Regions from separate parts of the Mus musculus genome. Here region 1 is linked to region 2. The links are chromatin loops, found by intact Hi-C in ENCODE. Cell type or tissue: left cerebral cortex. All regions are shown on one strand. Links, peaks and the distances in the headings refer to the core of each region. The heading gives the core; the rest is flanking DNA.

Region 1 (15,026 bases), core at 4,730-12,729, 55 kb after region 2:
GAACGTGCTATGTAGCTTAAGATGACCTTGAACTCCCGAACCTCCTGCTTCCAGCTTCCAAAGCCTGGGATCATGGGCATATACAACATACTTTCTTATATATTCATATATATTTTCAAGTGTGTGTGTGTGTGTGTGTGTGTGTGTGTGTGTGTGAATGCAGTTCATGCTGAGTTCAGATGAGAGCATCAGATAACCTGTAGTTGGAGTTACAGGTGATTGTGAGCTGCCCAACATGGGTGCTGGGAGCCCAACTTGGGATCTTTGCAAAGGCAGTATATACTCTTCCTCCAGCCCCTGATCTGTTCTTTCTGTTTCTGACCCCATCTCTGTGCCTCTGTGGCCCTATCAGATGTAGCTTTGTGTATTCATCTATAATTAGAAGGCAACTACCTTCCTCATTGAGAAGCCTTTCTACCAGTGTGCTTCTTAAACCTGTGTGTAGGACCCATTTAAGCAACTGACACCAGTTGTCTGAACTTAAAATGGCTTCATTTCTCTGTCATTGGTATCTGCGCATCTTTGAAGAATCTTTCAAGATCCCCTAGTGTCAGAGTAAGGATGTGGAGCTGGAAACTGGGGGGATGGGGGGCGGTGCCTAGAATTAGATCCTGGAGCTCTTACACGATCTGCCCCAGCTTGGCCAGCTCTGATTAGCAGATGGTATTAATGGCCAGGCTCCCTGTGATGTCACCCCTTGTCCAGGTCCCACAGGGAGTCTTCCAATTTATCCAGAAGCCCAGATTTCTTCAGCTCACTAAACCTGGGATGGTTCCCTTCCTGGAATGTTCCAGAGACACCTGGTGCTGGTGCAGTTCAGCCGGTCCCCACAGGAGACTCATTCTCCTTTGTCTCTCTCCATCATCTCCTTGCCTAGTTGGTCTGCCATGGACACTTATGACAAGTTTTTCCTGTGGGACGAAATGAGAGAAGTCACATCTTGTGTTCATAAAATCCTGGGAAAGAAATTATTGTAGATTTGGTTTAACGCTTATATTAACTGGGTTCCTCAAATTACTCGAGACACTGAGTCCCTGCCCCCAGTTGGTTCTGATTGGTAAATAAAGTTGCTGGCAGCCAATAGCTGGGCAGGGAGACATAGGCAGGACTTTAGGATTCTCAGACAAAGGAACCAAGGTAGAGGAAGGAAGAGGATCGCCATGCAGAGAAAGGAATAAGATCCAGGCTTGAGAGCATCAGAAGAGAGAGCATACTAGTCATATAAGAGCCAGGAAAGAGCACCCCAGGGCCTCCCCATTGGGTCTAGGGTAACAAAGATAGAACATAGATTTTAGTAAGTAATAACTCAGGAATATCGGAAGGGAGGTGTTAACAACATGAAAGTTTGGGAGTGGCACAGCCATTGAGCTGTTTAAGACATATTAAAATAGAAGGCTACATGTGTGTCTTTCATTTGAGAATCCAGAACACTGAGGTGGCAGCAAGAAACTCATGGTGCCATGGCCATGGGGCGATTTTGAGTAGCACTAACCACCTAATGCAACAAGAAATAAATAAAGTGATCCAAATCTTCCCTCTACACACTTGCCGGTGGAAGAGATGAACCTGGGGCTTAACCTCGGTGCCTAGCGTTCCTAATATTTCCACCCATGCTTTTTAATATTAATTTATTTTAATGTCAGGAAAAAAAATAATTAGCAAAACCCATCTGTTCTAGCTTCAGTTCTATTGCTGTGATAAAACACCCAGACCAAAGTAGGGACAGAGAGGGTTTGTTTCAGTTAACAATTCCAGATAACAGTCCATCACCGAAGGAAAGCACGGCAGGAACCTGGAGGCAGCTCTGCTTGCTATTCCACACAGTGTAACAGTCAACCCGGAACTCACTCACAACCACGGAAGTGCAGCAGAAATCATGGCGGAGGCTGCCTGCTGGTTCCACAGACTGGCTTATACCCAGCCACTTTCAAGTATTGTCACCACATCAATGTCACCGTCACCACCAGCATCATTAGTAGTGCCATCTTTATCACCTTAGTCTGCTGTATTGGATCTATAATGTTCCCTATAAGACTACACGTTAAAGGTTTAGTCCCTCATGGACTCAGAGTTGGGAAATCCTTAAGACATAAGGACTAGTTAAGTAAGATATGAAGTGGGTTTGGCCTAAAAGCTGCTTGTATTATGTAATTTTGGTCCCCAAAACTGCCTACATGAGTGTCTACACGTAAGACACTGAGGGGACCCTGCTCCCAGTTGGTTCTGATTGGTAAATAAAGAGTCTGGCAGCCAATGGCTAGGCAGGGCAGACAGGGGCGGGACTTTTAGGATTCCCAGGCTCGAGAGTGAGAGGAAGAAGGAAAAATGAGAGCTGCCATGCTGGAACTGTGGGCAGGAGAGGAGAGATGCCATGCCTGAGAAGATGGCAGGAGAGAGAGGTATGGCGGCCATGTGAAGGAGCCGAGAGGGTGCGGCCAGAGTGCGGCCCAGCTGGGCAGCCCTCTGGGTCCACAGCAGCAAACATAGAACACAGAATGTATCAAGTAGTAACTCGGGATTATCGCGGGAGGCAGATTAACCACATGGAGGTTAGGAAGTGGCCCAGCTATTGTGCTGTGTAAGGCATAGCAAAATATAAAGGCTGCATGTGTCTTTCATTCGGGAACGTAAACAATTGGGGCGGGTAGCAGGACCCACTGCCGGGACGGTTTATTAATTATTTATTTCTACAAAGATAGGTTATTGAAAGGGATACCATTGAAGGGAGGACTGGACTCCCAGCTTCTTCCCTTCTCTTTGCTTTCTGCTCATTACAAGGTGAGAAGCCAGAATGCATTGCTTTGGCACAGGTCCAGTAGCAATGGGGGCAACTATGAACTGAAAGTTCTGAAACTGTGATCCAAGATTTATCTTAATTTTTGTAAGTAAGTTGACTCAGGTATTTTGTTACAGTAGCAGACTGATACCATCACCACCGTCATCACTATCACCATCACCACCATCCACCACCATGATTACACCATCATCTCATGATGTATCCCCCTAGCTATCCTGGAGCTCACTATGTAGGCTAGGATGGCCTAGAACCCACCGAGACCCACCTGCCCACTACTTCCCAAGTGCTGGGACAAAAGGTGTATGCCAGCACATCCAGACCCACCTTCTTTTTTAGGAGTCTCTCACTTACTGTTTCAGCTAGCCTGGTGGTTGACCAGTAAGCCCCTGGAATATGCCTGCCATCCTCTGGTGCTGGGATTACAGGCACACACTGCCATGGATGGTTTTTACATGGGTGTTGGGGATATAAATTTAAGTCTTCATTCTTCAATAGGAAGAATTTTACCATTGTGCCATTTCTCTGGCTCCATCACCATTACTTCTGAATTTCATGCCAGGGCAGTTTTGGTCCCCCTAACCTAACCTGGGTATATTTTTAGCTATCTAATCCAGAATAGTGGTGGATTTTACTACTGGCATTTAGTGGTCAGGTGCCAAGGGTGGTGCTCACCATCTTACCACGCCCAGGATAGTCTTACTCTCCCATATGGAACAACTAGCTCTCTTAAGTATGGTCAGTGCTGAAGTTGAAGTGCTGTACTCTTTGGAGACCATGACTAATCCACCCTTCAGCACCCAGCATGTGTCGCTAGCTCCTTCATCATGAGCTCTCTCTTCCACTAGCTTCTGGTCCTGGGGAATCTATCTGTCTGCCTCATAAGAACCGTGGTGTCCAGTTCTGGACAGTCTCGCCATCTCTCCATGTCTCCTGGATCATGAGGCCAAGCCCTGACCCCATGATGTAGAACAATGGTCACCTCTGGAGCAGGATTGGAACAGGCTGTAGACCAGGACTCGACACACAAAGGCACCTCCCAGGGATGTCAATAGGATGAGAAATATCACCAAGGGTCCTGGGATGTAGAGCTCTCTGTTCACAGTAGGCAGTGGTGGCCCTGGATGGAGAGGACAACACCACAATCAGGACATTCATTAAACTCATTTCTTCACTCACTGTCATAGCCAGAATCTCTATTGCTGTGATAAAACACCATGACCAAAGCAACTTGGAGAGGAAAGGACTTATTTTATCTTACAGGGAAGGGAAGTCAGGACATCATGAAGGGAAGTCAGGACAGGAACTCAAGCAGAAATCTGGAGGTAGGAACTAAAGCACCGGCCATGAGGATCAAGGCTTGCTGTCTGATTTGCTCAGCTTGCTTTCTTATAACGGCCAGGACCACCTATTGCCCAGGGGTACCACTACCCACAGTGGACTGGGCCTTCCCACACAAGTCATTAATTAGGAAAATGTCCCACATATTTGTCTACAGGCCAATTTTATGAAGGCACTTTTCTCAGGTATGTTGGCTTTCTTCCCAGATACTTCTAGGCTTATGTAAATTGACAAAAAAAAAAAAAAAAACCAACCAGCACACTTGGCCACCTGTGGGTTCTTCAAGATTTGTCAGTACCCACTGTGTACAAAGTACTATTCAGTACCAGGGATTCATCAATGATCAAAATGAATTCCTTGGGGCTGGTGAGATCGGTCAGGGAGTAAAGTGCTCACCAAGCAAGCCATGTAAAGGTGGAAGGGGAGAACCGACTCCACAAAGTTGGTCTTCACCCTCTATAGATGCACCACTCCGTAGATATGCATCATGTACACACACAATAAAAATAAAATAAAGACAACCCCTTGCTCTTCTGGAATAACTTCCAGGGGGAGGACATGATGCCTGATATTGAGAACTTGACTGACAATGAGGGACATTGCTGGACAGGTCTAGTAGGGGATTTCCAGAGAGGTTTAGCTGAAGAGGGAAGATCCATCCCATGGGCCGTGGTACCAGACTAAATAAAAAAGTGAGCCCAGCACCAACACTCAGCTTTCTGCACCCTGACCAGCTGCCTCACACTCCCAGTGCCATGACTCTGCTGACACAATGAGCTGTGCCGTTGGGAGTTGTAAGGGGTGCAGTGCTGGTTACACAGGGTCATTAACTTGCTGAAGATGATCGCAGAGCACCAGCAGCATGCCAGACACTGCAGTAAGGGACAAGCAGCGAGCTAATGGCTGGACAGCCTTGCCTTCCTAAAGCTCAGTCTTGCGGAGTAGAAAACGATGAATGGGGGAGCCTCAGAAGCATGCTCTGCTGAATCAGCCTTCAGTCTTCTCCGGGGTGTGCAGCAGGCTGGCCGCCTTTCATGCAGTCTTCTACAGTGTTCTGATTCTCACAGCAATCTACTGCAGAGGCATTGTCCTAGCTCTGCATATGGGAAAACGGAGTCTGGAAATGGTGACATTCTTGCTCCTGGTTCACATTAGTTACAGAGCTAGAAATGGAATCTGGGATCCTTTGATTCTAGAACAGTGTGTGTGTGTGTGTGTGTGTGTGTGTGTGTGTGATGTGTGCACATACATGTGTTTGGTCATGCATATGAAGGTCAGAAGTTAATCTCAAGTGTCATTCTGAAGGTGTTCCCTAATGTGAGTTTTAAAAAAGTTACATCCAGTTACTTGCCTGCGTGTGGATATCAGAGGACAATTTGAGGGAGCCATCCCTCTTCTTGTATTATTGGAGGTCTCTGGGATTGAACTCAGTTTGCCAGGTTTGGAGGCAAGTACTTCCATTTGCTGATCCATCTTAATAGTTCACCTTGCTATTTTGTTGTTTGAGACAGAATCTCACTGTATAGCCCTGCCTGGTCAAGAATTCTCTATATAGATCAGCTGTCCTCAGACCCAGAGATCTGCCTGCTTCCTCTTCCTGACCTCATTTCAGTTTTCAAGATAAGCTTTCGCACTGGCCTGGGACTCTCAAAGTGGGCAGGTTGGGTGGCCTACAAGCCCCAGGGATCCTCCTGTCTCTGCCACCCGAGGTGCGATCACAGCGCACCACCATAGCTGACATTATTTTCACCTGGGCTCTGCATACGGATCTCCGGTCCTCACGCAAGCTTGCGTAGCAATCACGTGACTGCACCAAGCCCTCAGCTCGAGTCTGCACGGCTTAGTACCCTTGCCTTGGCTCGCTCCCTGTTCCTGTCACCTTCTCTCTTTGTGGAAAATGACAGAGCTGCTGGGGAGAAACTGGGGCTTTCCTCGTCTGCAAATCTGCCCCAAGTTCCTTGTTTTGAAACCAGAAGAAATATGTATTTCCGCAGTGTCTGAACTGCTCTCTCCTCTGGAAGAGATACAGCACACTGTGGATGCACTGAGAGCAAAGACTGTGGCGTCAGAGCCCCTCGGAAAGGATTTCTCCACTTTCCCATATGCTATGGAGCCTTGGGTCAGGTACTCAACAACCCGGGGCTATGTGTCTTTACCTGTGAGACAGATGTGGATGGTATTGAACCACTCATTGTGCCAGGAGACCAGGATAGTCACACAGGCCAGGACTGTGGCTAGCACATAGGAAATAAATGCTGGCCAGTCTTGTGTCTGGTGGACGTTGCTCTGACTCCAGGACAGGGGACTATGCATGATTGACAGACGGGCAGCTTTGGTCAGATACTTAGAGGATAAGGAGGGAGGGAGGGCTTCACTGAAGGGCTCTAGCAGGCAGGCCTGAGCATGGCAAACAGGGCTCTGGCAGGCCTTGCCCTTCCCCATTTTTTCTGCCCAGTTAAATTGTTAGGTAACATTACTAAAGCTAGCTCTCAAGGTCTATTCCCTTATTTGGCCACTTCCTCTTCCTGAGGCTGACTGCCAAGGTCCAGCTATCAAAGTTTTGAAGTCCAGCAATCAAAAGCCCTTTTTTGGCTCACATAATTAACATGCCCAATCAAAACAAACCAACTCGCTGGGCAGTGGTGGCGCACGCCTTTAATCCCAGCACTTGGGAGGCAGAGGCAGGTGGATTTCTGAGTTCGAGGCCAGCCTGGTCTACAGAGTGAGTTCCAGGACAGCCAGGGCTATACAGAGAAACCCTATCTCAAAAAACACAAAAAAACCCTCATCCTAACACTGGACTTCCCCATTTTCCTCTATAAACTCTCATTTGCTTAAGGGCCACATCTGTTTCCCCTCTATCCAGAGGCAGTCCTTTGTCCTTTGGAGCAAATACCCCTTTTCTTTCTCTCCCTTGTTCCTTTTCCCTTCTCTCCCATCCTTTGTCTCTGGTCTTTGTGTCTTATTCCCCTTCCCTTTGTCTTTCTGAGGCAAAAACACCTCCTTTGTGCTGAGAAGTTGGTTCTTGGTGTGTCCTATGCCGATGCCGGTCCCTTCATGTCACCAGAGGCTGTGAGTGGGGTGTAGCAGCAGAGGGGCCTCCTGTCTAGACAAAAAGCACATGGGAAGCAAAGTTTGGAGAGCATGGTGGTTGCACTCACGAGGTGGCTGGATGGTGACATCTCTGTAGAAGGTCAGCTGGGTCTCCGGATTCTCCACAACACACCGGTAACTGCCCATCTGCTCCCAGGAGAGACTGGGGAGGGTCATGTTATTCTCTGGGATGCTTAGGAAGGAGCCGTTATGGATCCAGTGGTACCTGGGCTCCGGCTTGGAGAAACAGTTACATTCCAGCTGCACACTGGAACCAATATCAGCAGTCAGCACACCAGCAAAGAAATAGGGCTGGGTCCACAGTGACACATAGTCTGGACCATCTGCAGAGACAGTGAAGGAGAAGACCACAACTGTATTTCTGATCTCTTGGGATGGCATCTTGTCCAGAAGACACATGGTGTCCCTCTATGTGCAATGAGCCCACCCCAGGTGACAACTGAAACAATAAAGGTAGCTTCCATTTTGGGTTCTTGTGTACTAAACCTTGGTTGTCCTACACACTATATATAGTAAACGGCATAAAGCAAAGCAGAAAAGCTCATCACACCAACTGTGTTACAGGAAGCAAGCTAGGCTATGAATGTGTAATCCACAAAACTCATTGTTATGAGATATAAAGCAGGGATGGTGGGAATAAGGGAGTACCTGGGGTAGGAGTGGGGGTGCTGCCAAGGTGTCTCCCTGAGAAATCATGCCATGTGACTGATCTGGTATAAGGGAGGTTTATTGTGGACAGGGAGCAGGGGGTGGGGCGGGGGGCCTGGTGAAGGGGTAGGGGCAAACAGAGCCAAGAGGGCAGAGAAAGCGGGGATAGAGAAAGAAAGAGAGGCTGGCCAAGAATTCATGGGAACAGAGAGAGAAAGCATGAGAGGGAGGGAAGGTGGAAAGAGACAGATAGAGAAGGGAAGGGAAGGGAAGGGAAGGGAAGGGAAGGGAAGGGAAGGGAAGGGAAGGGAAAAGACGAAACGAGACAAGATGAGACGAGGAATCTAGGATAGCCAGCAGTCCTCTTTATATGCTAGGTCACTGTTGCTAAGTCCTTGGGAGGAGCCTAGTGGGATTGTCTGTTAACCGACACTCATGTCATTTGGTTCATAAATGTTTCATCTTACAGATGCAAATCTCAGAGGAGAGGAAGCAGGTTCAAGTGCCCTGTTCACACAACAGCAGCTATTAGTTGGGGCTTAGCTACAGTCCAGGGGGCCTCAGTCTTGGTTCCAGCCTGAAACCCATAAATGGCAGCACAGAGGTCAGGGGTTGTCTACCCTCCTGGGAATTAGTTTTCTTCAGATGGCGCCACAGAATTCATCTTAAGAAACAGGAGGACCACTGCACAGTTTCTAACTAAAATGTAAAAATGATTTGCAACGTCTGACTGTGACTTTCAGCTGAGATTAAGTGTCAAAGGCAGTACCTTTCTTACGGAGGAAGAGATGGCTCAGCAGCTCAGAGTGCTTGCTGTTCATGCAGGGCTTGGTTCCCAGAACTCCACCCACATCAAGCAGTTCGGAACTGCCTGTAATTCCACCCTCTTTGGCCTCTGTTGGCACTCACACATACATGGCATAGACTCACACAGATATACACACATACACATAAATAAAAGCAAATGAGAAAGGCAAACTTGTGATCTGAAATGAAAATAAGAATAAAAGATCGATTGTGCTGTGTGTGTGTGTGTGTGTGTGTGTGTGTGTGTGTGTGTGTTGGATTCATACATGTGTGGTGCATGAAAGTGTGGGCATATTTATGATTTATACGTGCAGGTCAGAGGTTAATATCACAGGCATTCCTCAATCACTCTCAAGACATCTTTATTTCCTTTTTTTTGTTTGTTTGTTTTTTGTTTTTGTTTTTGTTTTTTGAGACAGGGTTTCTCTGTGTATCCTTGGCTGTCCTGGAACTCACTCTGTAGACCAGACTGGCCTCAAACTCAGAAATCTGCCTGCCTCTGCCTCCCAAGTGCTGGGACTAAAGGCGTGCGCCACCACTGCCCGGCAACATCTTTATTTCTTTACTGAAAAATTTGTTTTCACACGATACATTCTGACTATGATTTCTTCTTTCAATTCCCCTCAGCTCCTCCCCACCTCCTTACACACCCAACTCCATGTTTTCTTCTTTTTCTCTATTAAAAAAGAGACAAAGCAGACAAATAAACGAATCAGATAAAGTATCTTTCTGACTTAGAATTCATCTATTCTGGCCAGGCTGGCTGGCCAGTGAGCCTCGGCAATCTGTCTCTACCCTACTAGTCTTGGGATTATAGGCACATACCACCACATGCAGCATCTATGCAAATGTCAGAGATCCCAGTTCAGGTCCTTGTTTGAGGACAGCCATTCCCAGCCCCACTTGCCTCTTCTAACAAAACAAACAAGTAAACAAAACAAACAAATAACCAGGTCTCAATAAACTCATCCTGGCCTTTTCTAACCTAAGAATAAGGACTATGTCCCTCTCCTAAAGTCCAGCATCCCGTGGGGAGGGCAGTCATGAACCCACAGAGCTAAATACTCAGAGCTGGGATATTAACCACACCTAGCTGGCTGCAGGCTGGCTCAGCCATTTTCCTGGATACACACAGACGTCTACCATTGGCTTCCTTCCCTCTATCATATGCACTTACAGGCCACAGTCAATTGAATCAGCTCACTTTTCTGGAGTATTTCTGGCACATCTTCTATGGCACACTGAAGAGTGTGGTCATAACGACTGACTCTGTGGATGATCAGAGTCTTGCCATCCGGGGAAATCGTCATGCGGTTACTGCCTGAGGTTGGTACAAAATTCACATACCAACTGATGTTCGAGGAGTTGGTAAGACATTTGGCAACCACAGAATCCATGCCCTCCACCAGGGCACTGGTATTGGCTGAGATGCCTGGATTGCTTCTCAACTCTAGGTGAAGCAGAAAAAAACAAGTCAGGTATAGTGTCAGCTTCTTCAAGCTTTGAGGCATGTTGAAGAGATGTGGAGAACCCTAAGATAAGGCAAAAGAGAAGCCCTAGCACTGAGAGGGGCAGAGGAGGGAGGGGTGGGAAGCAGGCTGCATAGTCCTGAGCAAGGCCTGAGCCATTCTGTACAACTTCAATAACAGCAGGTTCCTGGTCCTGAATAGGTGGTCTAATGGTTGTTTTCCACTCTGCATGTCTATGTGTATTGTCTATAGAATATGTGTTTATGGGTGAGAGTGCTAACACATGCCACACATGCTGAGTGCAAAGGACAACTGTGAGGATCAGCCCTCGCCTTCCACCTTGCTTGAGGTAGGGCCACTTGTCACCTCTGTGTAGCCCGGATTAGCTGAGGGTTGTGGTGGTAACCTTCCATGTGTCCAGTAGGAGTTCTGAAATTACAGATGTATCCACCATCCCCAGCATCCAAACTAGGATCTTCAAGCTTTCTTGACAAGTGCTTTTCTTACTGAGCCATCTCTCCAACCTTGCCCCCCACCCCCAGTAATTGTAAAGCCTAGGACCCTCATCCGAGGAGCTGGGACAGGTGGCTTTGGAACTACTCATAATAATTAGATCTGCTATCTGAGTTTCACTCCATTTACCAAACTCTATCCAAACACACAGAACACACACATGGTAGATATTGACCCTTTCTGCAGATGGAAGAACTTGGGAACATAGTTCCACACTGAGGAAAGATAAGGCTCAGGGCCACAGAGTATAGACGAAGAAACACAGTGTATAGACTCAGAAATAAGCAGAGGGCTTCCGGTCCTCAGAAAACTACATTCTCCCCTTGGTCCTAGGGCACCAATGGGAGCTCTCTGCAGTGGTCAGATCCCCAAGGCAGCCAGCCATGTTACTACCTCCAGGCCTGGAGTGACCATCACTATCATGAACGAGATTGCTATAACGAACTACAAAATACTTGGCCCTATAGTTATGGCCAAAAATAAAACAACACAGTGATAGCCAAGTCTGTGATCATATAGGCAGCAAGAAATAACCGCCTCTGCAAGCCAGGAGAGGGCGGGAGCGGGTTCTTCCTGAGGTAAGTCTCCATAGGAGAACACAGTCTTTACTAGCACCCGTGAGATTTGAGGGGCTTGACCAGGAAAATGACCAGACTTCTGGCCCACAGAAGTCATGTGATAACAAGCTAGTGCATGCCTGTGGTTCTAGCACTCAGGAAGCAGAGACAAGAGAATTGAAAGTTCTAGGCCAACTTGGACAACATAGTGAGTCCCAGCTATGGATATAGGTCAGTGGCACAGCCCCTGCCTAGAATCCCCAGTGAGTGGCTAGGGTGTAGCTCATGGTAGAGTGCTTGCCCAGCATACAGAACACTCTGGGCTCCATCCTCAGTACTACAAAAATAAATACAGTTAATCACTTCATTACTGGTTGTTTGGTTGGTTGGTTGTTTGGTTGGTTGGTTGGTTGGTTGGTTTGTGAGGCAGGGTTTCTCTGGCTGTCCTGGAACTCGATCTCTTAGAGAGATGCACCTATCTTTGCCTCCCAAGTGCTGGGATTAAAGGCATGTGCCACTACTGCTCAGCTGGAGTTTTTGTTTTTTGTTTTTTGTGTGTGTGTGTGTGTGTTTTTTTAAGCCTCTAAACATCAGTTCTCAACCTGTGTGAGTCATGGCCCCTCTGGGTGGTCACATATCAAATATCCTACATATCAGATATTTACATTATAATTCATAACTACAGCAAAGTTACAGTTATAAATTAGCAATGCAATGGCTGGGAGTCATCACAACATGAGGAACTGTACAAAAGGGTCACAGCATTAGGAAGGTTGAGAAACACTGCTCTAAAGTATGGCTGTTACACAACAGTGGAAAATAAATACTCTCTTCCACAAGTGAACTGAGTTCCTGGATGTACAGAGTGGCCCATCTCTGCAGGAAAAGCCAGCGAGCCACCTTCATGGCTGCCAGGGTCACTTTCAGGCAACAAAGACACTGGATGGCATGCTCTCCAAGGAATCTCCCTCTCAGAGTGCTTAGGACAAGCTTCTCTTTTTTGTTGGGGGAATTGGTTGCCATGCCAACTCACTTACGATCTGGAGCCAGCCAGTTGCTCTTTGGGTCTCGTTGCTAGTGTCCACTTCAACAGTATAGTAGCCTGTGTCATTTACCGCCGACATCCTCACCACCAGGCTACCTGCACGGGTCACATTCTCACGTCCACTGTACGAGGGTCCAGGGTGTCGGGTATTGGGAGGTTTATAGCTGAAAATCATGTTTTCTGTACTGTTGTCCTTGCCCCGATACCAGCTGTACTCCAGGACATCTTCTGGGACATTTTCTAAGGTCAGGATGGTCCGGTACTTCTCCACTCCTAAGAGTGAGTCTGGGCTGATGAAGATCTGACCAGAAGCCTGGCAGATCCCACAGGTCAGCAAACTGGCTGAGGAAACCAAAGAGGAGAGAGTGTGGGGGTGGGGAGGGTAAGGGAGATGAGGAAAGTGGGGGATGAGATGCAGGTAATGACTTTCACAGTTCTATAATTGTCAGAATTTGAGTCTTCAATGTCTCCCGTAGGCTCAAATTTTGAACACTTGGTCTTCTGCTAGTGGCACTATTTTGGGAGGCTGTGGCCTTTTGCAGACAAGGTCTTAGTGGTGGAAGCAGGCCACTAAACGGAAGCCTGCAGAGCTCATACCTAGCCTCTGGCTCCTACCCTGCTCTGTGTTCCTGTTATGTGCTATGTTGTGAACAGCCTCCACCCTACCTTGATGCTGCCACGAGCTGAACTGTTTCATCATGCCTCACTCCCACCCCAATCCACTAGAATGAACCATGAGCCAGCAAATCCTCCCTCTCCAGTTCCTGTCCAAAGTAACTCATACTGTAAATGAAGAAGTCCCAGTACAGCTGGCTCTAGAGCTGGCTTAGTGGTTAAGAGCACTCACTGCTCTGGCAGAGGACCTGGCTTTGGCCCCCAGCACCAGAGTGGGTGGCTTACAACAATTGTAACTCCAGCCCCGGGGTCTTTGGTGCCCTTTTCTGGCCCCCACAGGTACATGCATACATGTGGTGAACACAGATACACTCAAGCACACACATACATATACCTAGAATAAAATACATTGAGTTTCCAGTTGAGGACTGATTTCCCCCCAGTCCCAAGTCCTTGTCTTATCCACTCTCTTCTTATCTTCTCAGCCCCACCCACTTCCCTTTGCTACTGGCCTCCCCAATCCATCCTTCACACAATAGACATGTGCATCTCAATAAAACACAAGATGTGACCTTGCTTTCCTCAGTTCCGTAACCTTCTGTGTATGCTGGTCCCCATCTCCATACACAGATCTCTGCTCCACTCTCCCCATTTGCAGTCTACCTGAGAACTCATTTCTCCTTCATCCTTAGCTCTGATGTCTCCTGACCAGCCTGGGCCAGGTGTCTCTTCTGGGCTTCCTAGCATCGTAGGATCCCCTTACCCTAGCCTTGACTACTTAGACATTTAGTTTGAGGGCAGACCTGTGAGGTCCAGGCAGGCAGGGCTTGGCTGTGCCAGTTAACACTGGGTATATAGCTTTCATGACTATCTGGGGAATAAATGCAGGGAAGCCCCTCTCAGACTGTCTGGCACAGTCTGCAGATATGAATTCATTGAAGTGGATGTGGATAGGGTAGGACTTGCCACCACCTTAGACACAAACTGGTATCCCCTACTCTGTAATGCCTGAGGTTTGACTATGGGGGAGGTAAAGGTACCTGAGATCCCACTCCATACTGCAGGGCGAACACTGACATATTCAAGACCAGTATCTGTGCCTCCTAGCACATCACAGTAGCTGTGAGTATCAGGGAGCATAAAGAGTCCTGAAGAAGAAGGGGATTAGAAAGAGACCCAGGCTGGACAGGAAGAGAATCCAGATAGCTAGGGGAAGCCTAAGGAACACAAAGTGGTTGCAGGGAGGTAGGGGTCCAAGTTTACCACTTTACATGGCAGGTAGATGTGTGTGTGTGTGTGTGTGTGTGTGTGTGTGTGTGTGTGTGTGTGTGTGTGTGTGTTCTTGCTGTGGTTGTATGTATGCATATGTCTGAGTCTGTGTGTCTCATCTGTCTCTGTTTCTGTGTGTGTGTGTTCTTGCTGTGGTTGTGTGTATTATATGCATATGTCTGAGTCTGTGTGTCTCATCTGTCTATGTCTCTATGGGTGTGAGATATACCCTAGATGTATGTGCTCATGAGAGTCCTGGTGAGGGACCTGGCTCCAACCCTCTTCCTGCTGCTTCCATCATAAAGCTTCTGAGTTATGCCTCAACAGATCTGTTTCCTGCTCCTTCCGAGCTTCTCCCCTCCCCCCTAGGCTCAGAAAGCAGATTTTCTCCCCTCTTACCCACAAGGGTGAGCCACCTCCAGGGGCTAAAGCTAGGCCTAGAAAAGTCCATGGACTTCTTGGGTCCTCCAGAGCTCGGCAGGTTCTGCAATGTCCCTGCCCTGCCCTCCCCTCTTCGTGTGGCTCCTCCTAGAAAGGACTCTGCCCGGCAGTGAGGGCAGACCTACGGCTGCACGTCTTATCTTTATAGCTCTATGTCATCTTCCAGCTTTTGCTTATCTCATTTTTATACCTATTAATGTTTTTATGACTATGACACAAACAACACCAGCTTCTTGCTAGTTTTCAAAAACTGGGAAATACTAAAAAGCAGTTACAAAGACAAGAGCATCATGTGTCTTTTGGTTGTTTAATTTTTTTCCTCCAGTACTGGGGATTGAACACAGGACTTTGCATGCTAGGCAAAGGCTCTACCATTGAGCTATATTCCCAACCACAAACAGCATTTGTGTGTG
Region 2 (15,026 bases), core at 2,702-10,701:
CACAATCATGGACTGTAGCCTGTTATCATAAGATGATATAAAGTCCCTTTCTCCTCAGGTGCTTTCTGTTGGGGTATCTTATCCCAGCCACAGAAACAAAACTGTGACAACGTGTGAATGGCCATCGGGCATTTGTACCACTAACTTATCAACAGATAAGTTCCAAATTGAAGCCATAACTAGAGACCACAAGATGCCTGTTAAGAGATAAGTGTTGACAAATTGTAGAGGAAGAGAACTCTTCTGTGTTGGAGGTGGGGATGTAGCTAAATGTGATCATTCTGGAATGTTATAGAGAAACTGCATGAATCAGCGATCTCACTTGTGGCTATATATCCCAAAAGAAACAAAACTAGTTTCTCAAAGAGCCATTTGTCTTCCATGTTCACTGTATTATTCACAGGAAGCAAGACATGGAAACAACCTAAGCTGATGGCTAAATGGTTAATGAATGGCAAATATATACGAGGGAATATTAATCAGGTCTATAAAAGGCTCATTTTGGTGCAATAGGGACAAGCCTGGAGGACATAGTGAGATGAACCAGCTCAGGGAGACGAACACTGAGGTTGGAGAGAGGATTCAGTGGTCACAATGCTTGCTGTACAAGCACGGAGAGATGGAATTTGAATTTCCAGCACCCATATAAAAGCTGAATATAGTGGGGTATATCTGTTATCCCAGTTACGGGGTTGGGAACTGTTGTATAAAATATTCAATCTCAATCCAGGCCTTCTACCCTGCCTTTGATCATTCAGTTCCCAGATAAAAGACACACATTACCTTTGTATTTAAAATAAGCCTTTATAGCACTAATGCTGGGCAGATATCTAGCCCCTATACTATTAAAATATATTTTCTATCAACAACCCTGAGTTATTACTTACTACGTATCATCTGGGCTGCTCTTAACTACAATTGGCCAGCCCTCATGGCCATGCTTTCCTGACTCCAAACACATGGCATCTTTTTCCTCTCTACACCCTCCTCCTCCTCTTCCTCCTCCTCCTCCTCCTCCTCCTCCTCCTCCTCCTCCTCCTCCTCCTCCTCCTCCTCCTCCTTCTTCCTGTTCTTCTCCTCCCTGCTTGTGGTCTCCTCCAACCCCAATCCCAGGAACACAAAGCCCCGCCTATCTCAATTCTGACCAGCTATAGGCTGTAGGCATCTTTATTCACCAATCAGAAATAACATAGGGGGGCTAGAGAGATGACTCAAAGATTAAGAGCACTGACTGCTCTTCCAGAGGTCCTGAGTTTGAATCCCAGCAACCACATGGTGGCTCACCATCATCTGTAATGAGATCTGATGCCCTTTTCTGGTGTGTCTGAAGACAGCTACAATGTTCTCACATACATGAAATGAATAAATAAATAAATAAATAAATATTTTTTAATAAAGAAAAAAAGAAATAACAAAGGGGAAAGGCCACATAGCATCATTTGAGTCTACAAGCCAGCAGATTCTCTTATCTCTGGTGTAACCAGGCCTTGGGGATCTTCCCTTAGTATTACAATATACAGCAACAGACCAAACCTCAACAGGGACAATGGTAGATGGATCTCCAGATCTCACAGCCAGGCAGCCTAGTGTAAACTGCAAGCTTCAGGTTTAATAAGAGACTTTGTCATAAAATATAGGTAGAGACTGATAGAGGAAGACAGGTGACCCTACTTATGGCTTCCACACATGCACACAAAGATGAGTATACCTTCTCTCATATATGAAGCAATGGGCCCCTAGGACAGGAGCAAGCAGACACAATAATTGCAGTTTGGGGTTTAAAACTTTTATTTTATGTGTATAAGTGTATTGTCTGCATGTATGATGTACATCACATATATGTCTCATGGGCACAGAATTCACAAGACGACGTGGGGTCTTCTGAAATTGGAGGTATGGATGGTTGTGAGTCACCATGTGGGTGCTGGGAACTGAACCAGACCCTCTGCAAGAGCACCAAGTGTTCTCAACCACTGAGCCATCTCTCTGGGCCCTATTTTCTTTCTTTTCTTTTAAATAAAAAAAAATTAAAGCCTTTTTAAACGTATATGGGTTGTTTTCCTGCTTGTATGTCTGTGCACCATGTGTGTACAGTGCTTACAGAGGCCAGGTAGGTATAAGCTTCCATGTGGGTGCTGGGAACTGATCTTTGGTGCTCTGCAAGAACAACCAGTGCTCTTAACCACTAAGTCATTTCTCCAGCCCCTTAGTTTGCTCTCTCTCTCTCTCTCTCTCTCTCTCTCTCTCTCCCACTCTGTGTGTGTGTGTGTGTGTGTGTGTGTGTGTGTGTGTGTGTGTGTGTGTGTTTGTACCATGCAAACCATGCAAATGCAGTGCCTACAGAGGTCAGAATAGAGCACCGAATCCCCTGGAGTTGGAATTAAAGGTGATTGTGAGCCTTCCAATGTGGGTGCCAGGAACTGAACTCAGGTTCTTGGAAAGAGCAGCAAACATTTTTAACCCTGGGCCATCTTTCCAGTCCTGCTTCCTAGCGGTTGCTCTACTAATACCTGCCACTCAAGAGCTCCAAAACCCCATGCTGTCTCCTAAATAAAGCCAGCCCCCTTCATCTGAACCACGCCATGTCAAATACACCCACAAAGTTCCTGAGCTCATTCCTAGGTAGACATTTGCACGGCTGTGCTGATAGAGGATTGATGTCGACTCTCTGAGAACAAAGCAGTCCTTTTTGCCAATTTCTGTGATGTAAATGGTCCCACTGCAATGACATATTACTGATACGTTCTAGTTTTACTCTCTTGCTGTGACAAATACCATAACAAAAGCAACTTGGAGGAGAAAAGAGTTTGTTTCAGATCACAGGGTACAGTCAGTCACTGAGGGAAGCCAAGGCAGGAACTCAAGGAGGAGCTTGAAGGAGAAACCCCCGAGGAGCACTGTTCCTGACACAGGCTCATGCTTAGCCCAGGACCACCTGCCCAGGGATGGTGTCTCACACAATGGCCTAGACCTTCTGTCTACACCAACTGATAATCAAGACAATCTCTCACATTGAGGTCCAAATCTAGTCCAGACAATTCCTCAATGAAGACTCTCTTCTTCGGTGACTCTACACTATGCCAAATTGACAAAAGCTAACCAGGGGGGAAGTTAACGCACTGGCTGTGCATTTGGGATGAGACATTTGGAAGCTCATTGTGATGGTTAGTTTTTATTGTCAAGTTGGGCGATTTAAGAAACACTTAGAGGGCCTACAGAGATGGCTCAGTGGTTAAAAGCACTGGCTGCTCTTTCAGGGGACTCTAGTTAGATTCCCAGCACCCACACAGTGGCTCACAACCATCTGTAACTCTAGTTCTAGGGAATCTGATGCCTTCCTTTGGCCCCTACAGGAACCAGGCATGCACATTCACAGACATAAATGCAAACAAAACACTCACACACATAACCTTCCTGAAATCTAAAAAAGAAAAGAAAGCTTCCTAGGGTAGCTAGGGCTATAGCTCAGTTGGTAAGCCCTGATTTTAATTGCAAAAACTCACCTTCTCACATTTTGTTTTTGTTGTTTTTGTTTTCATTTAAAAAAAAAAAATCAGGCATGCACCTGCACTCCCGATTCCAGCGCTGGAAGATGGAGACAGATAGTTACCTGTGGCTTACTTTCTAGCCAGCCTACCTCAATCAGCAGGCTCTTAACCAGTGAGAGACTGTAAAAAATGACAGGGTGAGCAGCTCCTGAGGAATGATATCTGAAGGCTTAGATTTGTCAAAAATCTACTTTAATAAGGGTTCCTAAATGCTTTGATCTCCCTTCTGTTCCACCACCCACCAGAGGAAGGGGGAAAAGGGGAGGTTAATAAGGCAAGTGGGATGTGAACCTGTTTACAAATGGTTCTTCTTAGGTGATTCCTTTTTTTTTTTTTTTTTTTTTTTTTTTTTGGATTTTTTGAGACAGGGTTTTTCTGTGTAGCCCTGGCTGTCCTGGAACTCTCTCTGTAGACCAGGCCGGCCTCGAACTCAGAAATCCGCCTGCCTCTGCCTCCCAAGTGCTGGGATTAATTCCAATCTTCATTGTCTAGATATCAGCAGTTCAGTTCACACGAATCAGCAGCAACAATTCCACCCACTCAAAAACACCATTCACAAATCAGCAACAGCAGTTTGATCCAGAAGGAACTGAGAAGCTCTGCTAATCGTCCAAGTCCGTGGAAGCAGCAAAAATCCACCAGAATAGCACAAGAAGTTCTTTGGTACATTTCTCTCCTCTACGAAGTCACAGCAAAGCTCAGCAAAGAAGGCAAGGCGAACCAATGTCACAGCATCGCCCACTGTCTGTTGGGTTTTAGTTGTACCCTTTCCAAAATCACGTGTTCTCTCAAGCCTGCTCTAGCAAAATATCACATGCCCTTCTCCCAGGAAGCTTCCAAAAAAACATCTATTCTCAGAAAAACATCCTCCCATGTGTTTGCCTCAGCAAAACATTAACTCACAAGACAGTTCCCAGAAAAACATCATATACACAACTGAGCTAGCTCTTAAAGAATCCAGCACCTGAAGCTAACCTTTGACCTCCACATCACGCGCACACACACACACACACACACACACACACACACACAGGCTGAAACATTCCATCCATCCAGGGAAAAGGCTTCTTAAAGCTCAGGAGTTTTAAATTAAAACATTCCTTCTGTCAGAATTGGCTTTTTGTCAACTTGACATAAATTAGAGTAATCTTGGAAGAGGAGGCTCAACTAAGAAAAATACCTTCATTGATTGCCTGTGTGCTCAGTTCTCAGCACCCACACAGAGGAGCTTACAAGTCACCTGTGACACCAGCTCTGGAAATCCAGAGTCTTTTTGGTGTCTATAGGTACCTGCATGAGTTCATACATACTGACCCCATACACATATACATAATAATAAAAAAAAACAGTCAGATGTGTTTAATCCCAGTACTCAAGAAGCATATACAGGCAGATCTCTGTGAATTTAAGGACAGCCTGGTCTACATAGCCAGTTCTAAGCCACAGAAGGATACGTAGTAGAGCCTGTCTAAAATAAAATAAATATTTTAAAATTGCATACACATTTTAAGTGGTGCAGGGTACTCGTGAAACTCTAAAAGTAAACAAATGTCACATGTCTAGGAAAGTAAAAATTCCCAATATTCACAAGACCCCTCTCCAAGGTTCAAAAAACAGCAGCAGTGGCTGGAGGAGTGATTTTCCCACCTGCCCAGTTGTGTGGGGTAGCTCCAGGGCTGCAGCTTTTGTGAGTCACAACTTTGCAGGGCAGGAGTTTGACACCAGGCAACTGCCTTTGGGTTGTCCCTGCTCATGTAAGGAACTCCACAAATTTACTGGGTTACCAAGCTGGACGTTGATGTAATTGTTGTTGCTCTGTCATTCATTTCTTCCCTTCCCCTCCCCCTCTCTCCCATCCCTTCCTGTCTCTGTCTCTCCCTTTCTCTCCCTGTCTCTCTATCTCTATCTCTCCCTTCCTCCCTCCCCTTTTCTCTCTCACTCCCTGCCTCTGTCTCTTTCCTCCTTTTCTCCCTCCTTCTCTTTCCCCTTTCCTCTCTCTATCTCTCCCTCTCATTTGCTCCCTACCTTCTTCCCTCCCTCCCTATATCTCTTGACCCACTGAACTTTGAGAAGGCTGCACTGATTTCACAGCCTCCTCACAAGAATAGTCGACATCCCTGAAACTGTGAGTCAAAACAAACTAATCCCTTGAGGGGCTTACAGCACCTATTTTGTTACAGCAAACAGAAAATGCAGATATGATGCAATAAATATAAATGGCCTCAAACTATAGTTATTAGCTTAAAACATAGGAATGCTGCCGTATGGATTGATTTATTAAAATTTACTTATTTTTATGTGTGTGTTTTGTGTGTATGTGTATTTATGCCCACAGCAGCTGGAAGACAGCACCAGACCCCCTGAATTGGAGGTACAGATGATTGTGAGCCACCGTGTAGGTACTGGGAAGTGGACCCAAGTCTTCTGCAAGAGCAGCCAGTTCTCTTAACTACCAAGCCATCTCTCCAGCCCTTAGACTTTATTTTTAAAATTGTTTTGCCATACATTTATGTCTCTTGAATTTTAACAGTGGTTGATTTTATCAACCAGCTCTTAAAATACCTGACATGTCTCCAGTTATCTCCCTAAATATCAATGGACACTGACATCCAGTGCTAGTTAAATGGCCTCTTTAATCACAGGGACTTTGCATGACATTTATGATGTTTGCTATTACATATGGGCTGCCCACTGGCAACATGTAAGTTGCACAAGCAGGGCTTTGTAATGGACTTTTGACCAAGTCTTCTGCATCAATTAGGTCAAGGACTGCTGCATAGTAGGTGTCCAAAATAGACAGATAACTGCTCATAGTAGGTATGAAGTAAGTACTACTTGGAAGAAAGTAAGAAAAGGAGACTCATGATGGAGCAGTCTTGTGAAAGTTAGGGGTGGCTTGGTGAGGTCAGCAAATTATGTTACCTCTGGATCATACTCATGGTTCTGTGTCTGAAGGAGTTTGGACCAGAATTCCTGCTTTGAGTCTAGTTTCAGGTCTGGATTCCAGTTCTGAAAGAGGAGGTTGGGGACTTTGCTGGGACTTGAACTCTGCTGCCTTCCCCTACTCTGACTAGCAGAAGAGTCTCTGTGTGCATAGTTAGCAAGGTTGAGGCAGCTCAGAGGTGGGGAACACAACCACAGATGGATGGATTTTGATGGGCAGATTTGAGGGATGAGTCTAGTCTCTGAGTCAGCCACTTTTCACAGCACATGGCATTCATGGGAATAGACTAATGAAGAAAGCGTGGGAAACGTGGGATGACTCCATTTTCATTTTTATTTATTTGGATTCTAGAGACAGTAAGAGTTTTGGAAGCAGACGTCTTTGGATGAAGATATTGATGCAGAGCATTTGCACTCCAGCCTCTGGGCTCAGTGAGTCTCAAACTGTGACAACAAGCTGTGAGAGAGATTCCAGAGCCAAGACCCGGGGACGGGGACGGAAGGTGGAGCCTGGAATAAAGGCAAAGCTATTGGGTCTGAGGGAGGAAGCTGGTCTGAGGGAAGGAGCCAGGGACCTCAGGGGCCTGGGCCTGAAGTAAGAGGCTAGGGTCTGGAGTCTCAAGTGAGAAGAAGAAGAAGAAGAAGAAGAAGAAGAAGAAGAAGAAGAAGAAGAAGAAGAAGAAGAAGAAGAAGAAGAAGAAGAAGAAGAAGAAGAAGAAGAAGAAGAGCTAAGGAGGACTCAAGTGTCTTGGGGAGGACTCAAATGTCTAATGGAGGAGACCATGAAAGCACAGAGACAGCTGGGGATGATCAGATGGTGATGGGTGATCAGTTGCTTTGCATTGTCCTCTGGATCCAGCTGTGGTAATTGCACAGGTTGGCGTAGACTCCTGGGTAGCCAGGCATAGCACAACGTTCCATTCCCCAGGACACAAGGCCCTGGAGCTGTCCCCCACACACCAGGGGTCCCCCAGAATCACCCTGTAAGGAGAAGGAGGAAGAGTGGGAATAGAATCAGCCACAGAGGTAAGCATCTGAGACAAGAGCCCTCCTCACCTCTGACTCCAGACTCAAGCAGTGGCAGAGTTCCCCTTGGCAACATTCCCACCCTGTCTCCCTCTGTGAATCTGATATGGCCCCTCTCTCTCAGCCGTATCTGTGTCTCTTCACATACCCTGTCTCTATCTAAGGAGTTTATTTTTATTAAACAGAATAGGAAACTGAAGAATAATAGAGTTAAGTCCAAAGGATCTGAGTTATCCCTGTATCTCTGTGCCCTGAGTTCTCCCAACCACATCCTCTGAGTTTCTGTTATTGAGACAGAGTGGTATCCAAGACCTAACTCCATATTGTCCCAGAATGGAATCTGAGCCTCACCTGACAGGAGTCCTTCCCGCCTTCGGGGACCCCAGCACAGACCATGCCAGATGTTATGATTCCAGGGTAGGCTCGATGGCATGCCTGCTCCGACATGATGTTGACATTCACACACTGCAGAGCAGTGGGGTACCTGGCTGATGGGGATGGGGGAGCACAGAAGAGTCACAAATAGAGTACTATGGACCCAGGAGTCCAACATCAGCCTCCTCCCTCAGACCCAGAGGTCCAGCTTTGTACTTTCAGGCCCAGGGCTCCTTACCAATGGGACTGGCTATGGTTCCCCAGCCCGACACTCGGCAGGGAGTCCCTGGGCTGGCACAGGAGCTGGCCACAGAGATGGTCTTCACTGCTCGTCCCAGCCGCACCTTTTTCTGCAGCTTCAGCAGCATGAGGTCATTATCGTGGGCCTGGGGTTGATACTGGGGATGTGGCACCTGGCGGGCCACACGCACCACCTGCTGAGTCGCTTCCCACCTTCTTATGTTGTGCTTGCCCAGGGCTACATGAAGAATCCTGTCCCATAAATTCAAAGAGTGAATGCTGCTTAAAGTCTGACCAACCCCAGGCCATGTTCCAGCCCCATTTTCTTCCATGGTGATGAGTTTCCCTCAGAGTCTAACCTGTGAACCTCTAATTGTGAGCTGAGCATTTTGTGGCCTCTTGTATACTTTCTTTCTTCATGGCCTGGGCATTCTCTCTTTACCCAACCTCATTTGCTATCCCTTCCTTTAGAGGAATATACTCAAAGGCCATTTCAAGTTCTTGACTCAGTTTCTGAATCCTTGAAGGTTTCTCAGTGTTTCTGGAGACTATAAATCAGAGTTGATATTCTAGGGAAAACGCTATTATTATCTCTGTTCTAGACATTTTCTAGGCAAGGGTTGGGGTTCTAGATTTTGTCTAGATTATGGCATAATTTCTGGATTCAAATGTGAGCTTAATGTTTCAAAATAAGCTATGGGCTCTGCCTTTATATCTGTAATGCAGATTGAATTTGAGTTCTAGATGTCATTAGCAGATTGATTCTGGATTTTGAACACTGATGAGAGCTCAAGTCCTAGATAAGACTCTGGGTTCTAGGCTAACCTTTGTTTATGAGCTGAGTTCTAGGCAATGGTTTTAGGTTCTGGGCTGTGGTTAGGCTCAGGTTTCTAAATATTCATCTGAGCTTATACTCTAGACAAAGCTGTCTCAAATTGCACAACAGGTGATGATTCTAGACTATGCTCTGTGTCCTCAACCATGAAGCTTTAGGTTCTAAACTAAGCTATACATGACCTATATACAAGGAAATACAGTCTTGTTTTCATCCTTGGCTCTGAGTTCTGCTAGACTCTGTTCTGCTCTCGAGTCTCTGGGTTCTAAGTTAAATTTTTTGGTTTTGGCAGTCAACTAGGTCACGGTCATGGTGTGAGCTATAGGCTTGACTTTACTTCAAGGCTGAAGTCTGAGCTCTAAATTCTTGTTGCAAATCTGGAAGGAGCTGAGTTCTAAAGCACAAATTATGGTCAGTATTTGGGGATTCAAACTTGGGATGGAGTCAGGGTTCTAGGATGCTCAAAAAGGATCTGGTAACTAGACTCGGAATTCAAACATGGATTTTGAACAAGTTCTAGGTCCAGACTAGTCTTCTCTGTGTGAGGTGTGCATGCAGTGTCACACATGTGTAAACCTGAAGCCAACCACCTTGTTTGAGAGAAAGTATCTCTTGTTATTCAGTTCTTCATCTTCCAGGATAGCTAGTCCACAGGCTTGAAGAAATTCTTTTGATTCCATCCCCAACCTCTCTATAGGGATGTTGTGGTTACAGACATGTACACTACCATATCCAGCTTTTAGGTGAGGTCTGAGGATTTCAATTCAGGTTGACAGGTTTGTGTGGTAAACACTTTACTCACTGAGTCATGTCCCTTGGCCCTGTCTAGTCTCACAGTTGTGTGTTCTAGATGCAAAATAACTTCCAGACTTGTGTCTGGGTCATGTGCTCCGAACTGGATTCTGGGTTCCGGGTATGTTCTGGGTTTCTAAATGTAGACTATGTACTAGTCTGGGATGGGCCATTGCTGGTCCTGATGTGACACTTGGAAACTGGATGAATAATACAAGCTTGTGACTTAGACCACCTGACTGGCTTTTGTTATCTAAGCACCACTCTAGCTTGATGGCAAGGGTTCTACATACACTCTGAATTATGCCTCTCAGCCTAGATTCTCTTCTAGTCTCCAAATCAGGACCCAGCCTCTGCACTGTTCTATGCATGGATCTGGGTTTATAACTAAACTCTGGGACCCTGGGATTTGGAAGTCATTGACTTAACAAAAAAGAGTACTCACGGGCGGGCACAATGAGCAGCAGTGATGACCCATTGATCTGACAACAGGACTCCTCCACACAGGAAGCGATGCCCAGGCCCTGCTTGCAGAGCGACCTGCCATGGCTGGGAGTTCCGGACACATCTGTAGCCACCAATAATTTTATGATCTCCTTGGCTCTGGGCTATGGCTACAGGGAGATGGGTTGGGGTGGGGGAGAAAGGAGATGAGCCAATGCCCAGCAGACAGAGATCTTTCCATAAGGCCCAACACCTAAACCCTCTGCTTCTTTCTGCTCCACCAAGTGTGATACACATTCAACATCGCCCCCAACAAGACAGGGACTTTTCTGACCCCTCCCTCAATTGACATTCATGGTTTCTACTATGAGAAACCTCCCGTGAGCACTTTATTTCCTTTAGGTTGAGACAAAGTCTCACTATGTTCCTGGCTGGCCCTGGACTCCCAGTGTTCTTCCTGCCTCAGACTCCCAAGTGCTGGCAATCTCAGCACACACCAGCACTCCTGGTTCCCATGAATATTTTTGTTTTCCCATTTTCATGTGGAGATTTCCTTTGGGATTTCCTTTACATTTCCTTGGGGGATCCCCTGTTGGGCCCTCCAAAGTTGAAATTAAAGGATGCCCATCACAAACAGCTGCCGTGTAGGCTCTGGGCATCCAAATTCTAGTCCTTACGGTTGCATGGCAGGTGCTTTAACTGCTGAGCCAGCTCCCTGGCCCTCTAGTGCTCCCCTCAGAATGCCATATACCACTTTAGTCCTTCTTCAACACATATCTAAGGAGTTCCTGTGCCTTTCCAAATCCTCCTACCCGGTCTGTCCCCAGAGCCTCTTTCCCCAGACTCCTTCCACACCTTCACACTCCACTTTCATCTTCCCTGACACAAGAAAGACAGCCCCATGAGCCTCTTCAGAGACGGCAAAGTCTTCTCTGATTCCTTATTTTCTCTATCTTCTGTAGTTGCCTCTCTCTGGAATCCTATTTCTTGGTATCTCCAGACTTAGAATGTGGACATGAACTCCGAGTTAAGTCCTCAGCATCAAACCCCAAGCTACCCCTCCTTTGTGTGTGGATCCAATCACTCCCTGCTCTGTGTGTGTCCAACTACTCCCTGCTCTGTGTATGCACCCCTGTGACATCTGGTCTACCTGAGTCCCAGTACCAGGCCTAGAGATGAATATGCTGTGTGAAACCCAACATGAATGGTCACAGTGGGGCTGCTCCTCTGTGCCTCTGACCCTGAATCATCAAAGATTCTTTCTCAAAGCATGTTTTCACACTCATCTTTCTCCTGAGCCTTCAGATCAACTAGTAGATGAAGCCAAAGATTAACCTCAAGTGTCATTTATCAGGCACTATCCATCTTCGTTTGTTTTGAGGCAGTGTCTCTCAGTGGTCTAGAACTTGCTGACTAGGCTAGGCTGGCTGACCAGTGGCTGACAGATGTTCCTGTCTCTGCCCTCCCAGTGATAATTACTGTACCCCACTGCTTCCATTTTGTCTTAAAGGGGTGAGCTCCGGAGGGATCAAACTCGGGTCCTTGTGCTTACAAAACTGAGCCATCTCCCAGACCCTCTGGAACTCTTCTTAGCAGACTGTCCCCCAAAGCATACTGATACCCCAGAACACATCCCTAGCTCATCTCAGAGTTTCCAGGGGACCACAGTGCTCTTACCTACAGCCAAGGCTTGGAGTATGATCAGTAGAAGGAACATTCTGGAACTGGAGGTCCAAGTCTAACAAATGCAGAGAGCAAGTGGAAGGGGGGGAATCCAAGGCAGAAAAAAGACTCAGGGGCAGTGAGTACCACTCACACTGAGGCCTAGACCCCCAGTGACATGGAATCAGAACAGAGGTGTAGATGGCAGAGTTGGAGAGGGTGGGGGTCACAGGCTCCCCCAGACTGTGAAGAAAAGATGCCTACCAGGATCCAGTCACTTTGGCTCCTTGCAAGCTTGAAAGAGGGAGGGGTGGTGTCTTGGAAGACACACCAGCAAAGCCTTTTATCCCTGGTCTGGGCAGTGGCCCCACCCCACCCCCGACCGCCCTTCTGCCTCTTGTTTTTATTGGCTAGTTTCCATTCCAAGATTTTTTTTTGCTCCCTTCCCTCCCATCTCTGACCAGAGAAGCAGACACAATTTTTAATGGGAACCTGCCTGGTGAAAGATGCTATAATCTGGAAAGAATGGAGTGGGGAGGAGAGGAGGGGAGGAGGGGAGGAGGGGAGGAGGGGAGGAGCTGATCCTGGGCAGGGAGATTGAGAGAGGTACCCAGCCTGGTCAAAGAGCATGCAGTAGATGGGTAGAATCTGGGTGGGGGCCCTAAGGATGATACTGGGAGGGGCAGAGGGGAAGAGAGGGAGAGGGAGAGAGAGAAGCAAAGACCCAGAAAGAGAGGGACCTAGACCCTGAGAGAGTAGGAGAGATGGAAAGTGAGTTTACATGAGCCTGTAGTGAGCTCTGGAGCTGGGGGGGGGGGGTCCCACTGCAATCTGCCCCCTCTTGGTCCCGCCCCCAGCCTTTTAAAGTATCTAATGATTATAATTTGATACTTGGGTCTTGGCAGCCCCATTTGTGGACCACGCAGTGACTCAGCCTGTAGCCTCTCCCCTCACTCACCCCACCTCACTTCTCAGTGACTTTCCTCCCAGAGAAGCTCCTTTATGGCTGTCCCTCAAGGATGGCACTTCTCCAGGGCCCATCTCCACACCTGTGGAGATCTACATGCCTGACTTTCATTGAACTGTTTCTGCTCACTGGGAGCTTCATCTACTAATTGATCTGAAGGCCCAGGAGTGAGATGAGTGTGGAGACATAATATGCTTCGAGAAAGACTCTCTGATGATTCAGAGTCAGAGGCACAGGGGAGCAGCCCCACTGTGACCTTTCATGTTGGGTTTCACACAGCATATTCATCTCTAGGCCTGGAACTGGGACTCTGGTCCACCAGATGTCACCATTGGGGTACTCTTCAGGGAAAGGAATGTGGGTTTCTCCTTTGTGCCTGTGAAACTAAGACTGAGTATGTAATTATCTCCATTAAAACTTTAAAACAATAAAATTCCTTTTCTTCAGAAGAATACCTTGAATGGTAGTTATTGTGTCTCACACCTGTACTCTCAGCACTTCAGAGACTGAGGCAGGAGGATTGCCATGAGTTGATGGCATTTTGGGTAATATAGTTTCTGGCTAGAAGAAGAGAAGGGAGACCAGGAAGAAAATGAGGAACAGAAGAAGAGGGGACAATCAAGGGGCCATGGTGCCCACAGGGCTCTTGGCAAACAGTTGGGGGATGAAGCTATGGAGGAGAGATGTTGCCATGACCTGCCAACCCATCCATAGAGGAGACAGTGCATCATGGAGACCCAAGGAAGCCCACAGCCTTAGAGTGCAAGACATGACCTGGGTGCTAGAAAGGAGCATGAGGACGCCAGGAGGAAGATGAAGAGATGGAAGTGTCCCAGGAGCTGACACACACTATTTATTTCAGTAATCTGTTGTATGTATGTGTGGTGCAGATGCAGAGTGTGCACACATCTGGGTGCACACACCTGTGTGTGTGGAGGGGGGAGGCCAAAGGAGGATGCCTGCCATCTGGATCTATTCCTCTCTTTCTATTCCTTTGAGGCAGGGTCTCTTGCTGAGCATAGGTTAGCAGCTATCAAGTGCCTGTGGTCTTCCTGTCTCCACCACCAAATTGCTAAGATTACATACTTACATGTGGTCAAACATGCTTTTTGTATGTGGATAGTGGGAGTCTGAACTCAGATTCTCATGCTTAAGTAGCCAGCCACCTACACAGAACCATGTCCTCTGACACCTGAGCATCTTACATGCAAGTACCACATGTGTTCCTGTCACCACAGAGGCCAGAAAAGGGCTTTGGATTCCAAGGACTGGAATTACAGACAGTTGTGGGACACTGTGGATGCTGGGAACTGAACCTGTGTCCTCTGTAAGAACAGTAAGTGTTCTTAACTGCTGAGCCATCTCTCCAGCTCCAACCCTGGATGCTCCTAAATAGGATAGTGGCCTTGGAGGACAGAAGACAGCAATGATAAGGGGTTCTGGGGCTGTGTTGTGTGGGGAGAGAGCTAAGGAAGCTGTGATGGGGAAGAAGAAGGAACAACTGGGTATCCTGGAAGAAAAAGACAGCAGTGTTGTCCTGTGCCTTTTTCCTCTTAACTGCTTTCAGGGCAGGCCAGTGGGACTAAGTGTATCCACACTGCTGCGTTCCATGGGTACCACCCAACTCACCCACAGGCTTCTCTTTCCTTCCCTTTCCCCCCCTCCCCTTCCCTTCCTCCCTCCCTTCCTGTATGTGATATATGCACGTGTCGGTCTTCATGTGTGTGCACATATGTGTCAGTCAGAGGTTGATGTTAGGTGTCTTTCTCAATTGCTCTCCACCTTAAAATTACGTCTGTCTGTCTGTCTCACTCTGTGTGTGTGTGCATGCGCGCACGTGTATGTGTACAACTCATAAGACAACTTATAGAAGTTAGTTCGTTCTTTCTACCATGTGGGACCTAGAGATGGAACTCAGGTTTGGTAGCAAGTCCCTTCATCCATTGAGCCGCCTTGCCAGCCCCACCCCTGGTTTTTAAAGATGGGTTTCTACATAGATCAGGTGTGTCTTGAACTCTTTTCCTCCTGCAGCCTCGAAAGTGCTAGAGTTACAAGCATCTTCTACCATGTCCAGCTTTCCTAGATACGTTCTTTTTATTTTTATCTTGACAGGTGCCAGGGACTCCGGTGGAGTCAGCTTGACAGATGAAAGTCTGAAAGCTTTCTCATGAGGAAAAAGTTTCAAGGAAACTTA

The links. Hi-C counts contacts between places; a loop is a spot of excess contacts. Peaks named below come from ENCODE experiments on the same cell type or tissue, not always from the same donor. Only the 100,000 strongest peaks of a DNase experiment are listed, where the experiment ranks them.
Region 1: it touches region 2 in a loop (3-fold over the local background); 2 of 42 quality-filtered maps call a loop at or near these places.

What each region holds. Positions count from the first base shown.
Region 1 is chr7:43,634,361-43,649,386 of GRCm38, reverse strand. Ceacam18 (carcinoembryonic antigen-related cell adhesion molecule 18) reads right to left here and starts at 14,648. Exons shown (of 6, transcript NM_028236.1): 1 at 14,572-14,648; 2 at 12,277-12,630; 3 at 9,882-10,154; 4 at 7,297-7,572; 5 at 3,777-3,914; 6 at 92-911. The coding sequence starts at 14,623. The coding sequence ends at 874. It also overlaps a transcript of Siglece not described here. In left cerebral cortex, for the core only: no CTCF peak of the experiment used is centred there; a DNase peak (open chromatin) is centred at 8,737.
Region 2 is chr7:43,687,313-43,702,338 of GRCm38, reverse strand. It overlaps Klk14 (kallikrein related-peptidase 14), which reads right to left and starts at 11,921. Exons shown (of 5, transcript NM_174866.3): 1 at 11,881-11,921; 2 at 10,205-10,373; 3 at 8,131-8,384; 4 at 7,869-8,005; 5 at 6,803-7,472. The coding sequence starts at 11,920. The coding sequence ends at 7,320. In left cerebral cortex, for the core only: no CTCF peak of the experiment used is centred there; DNase peaks (open chromatin) are centred at 4,326 and 6,759.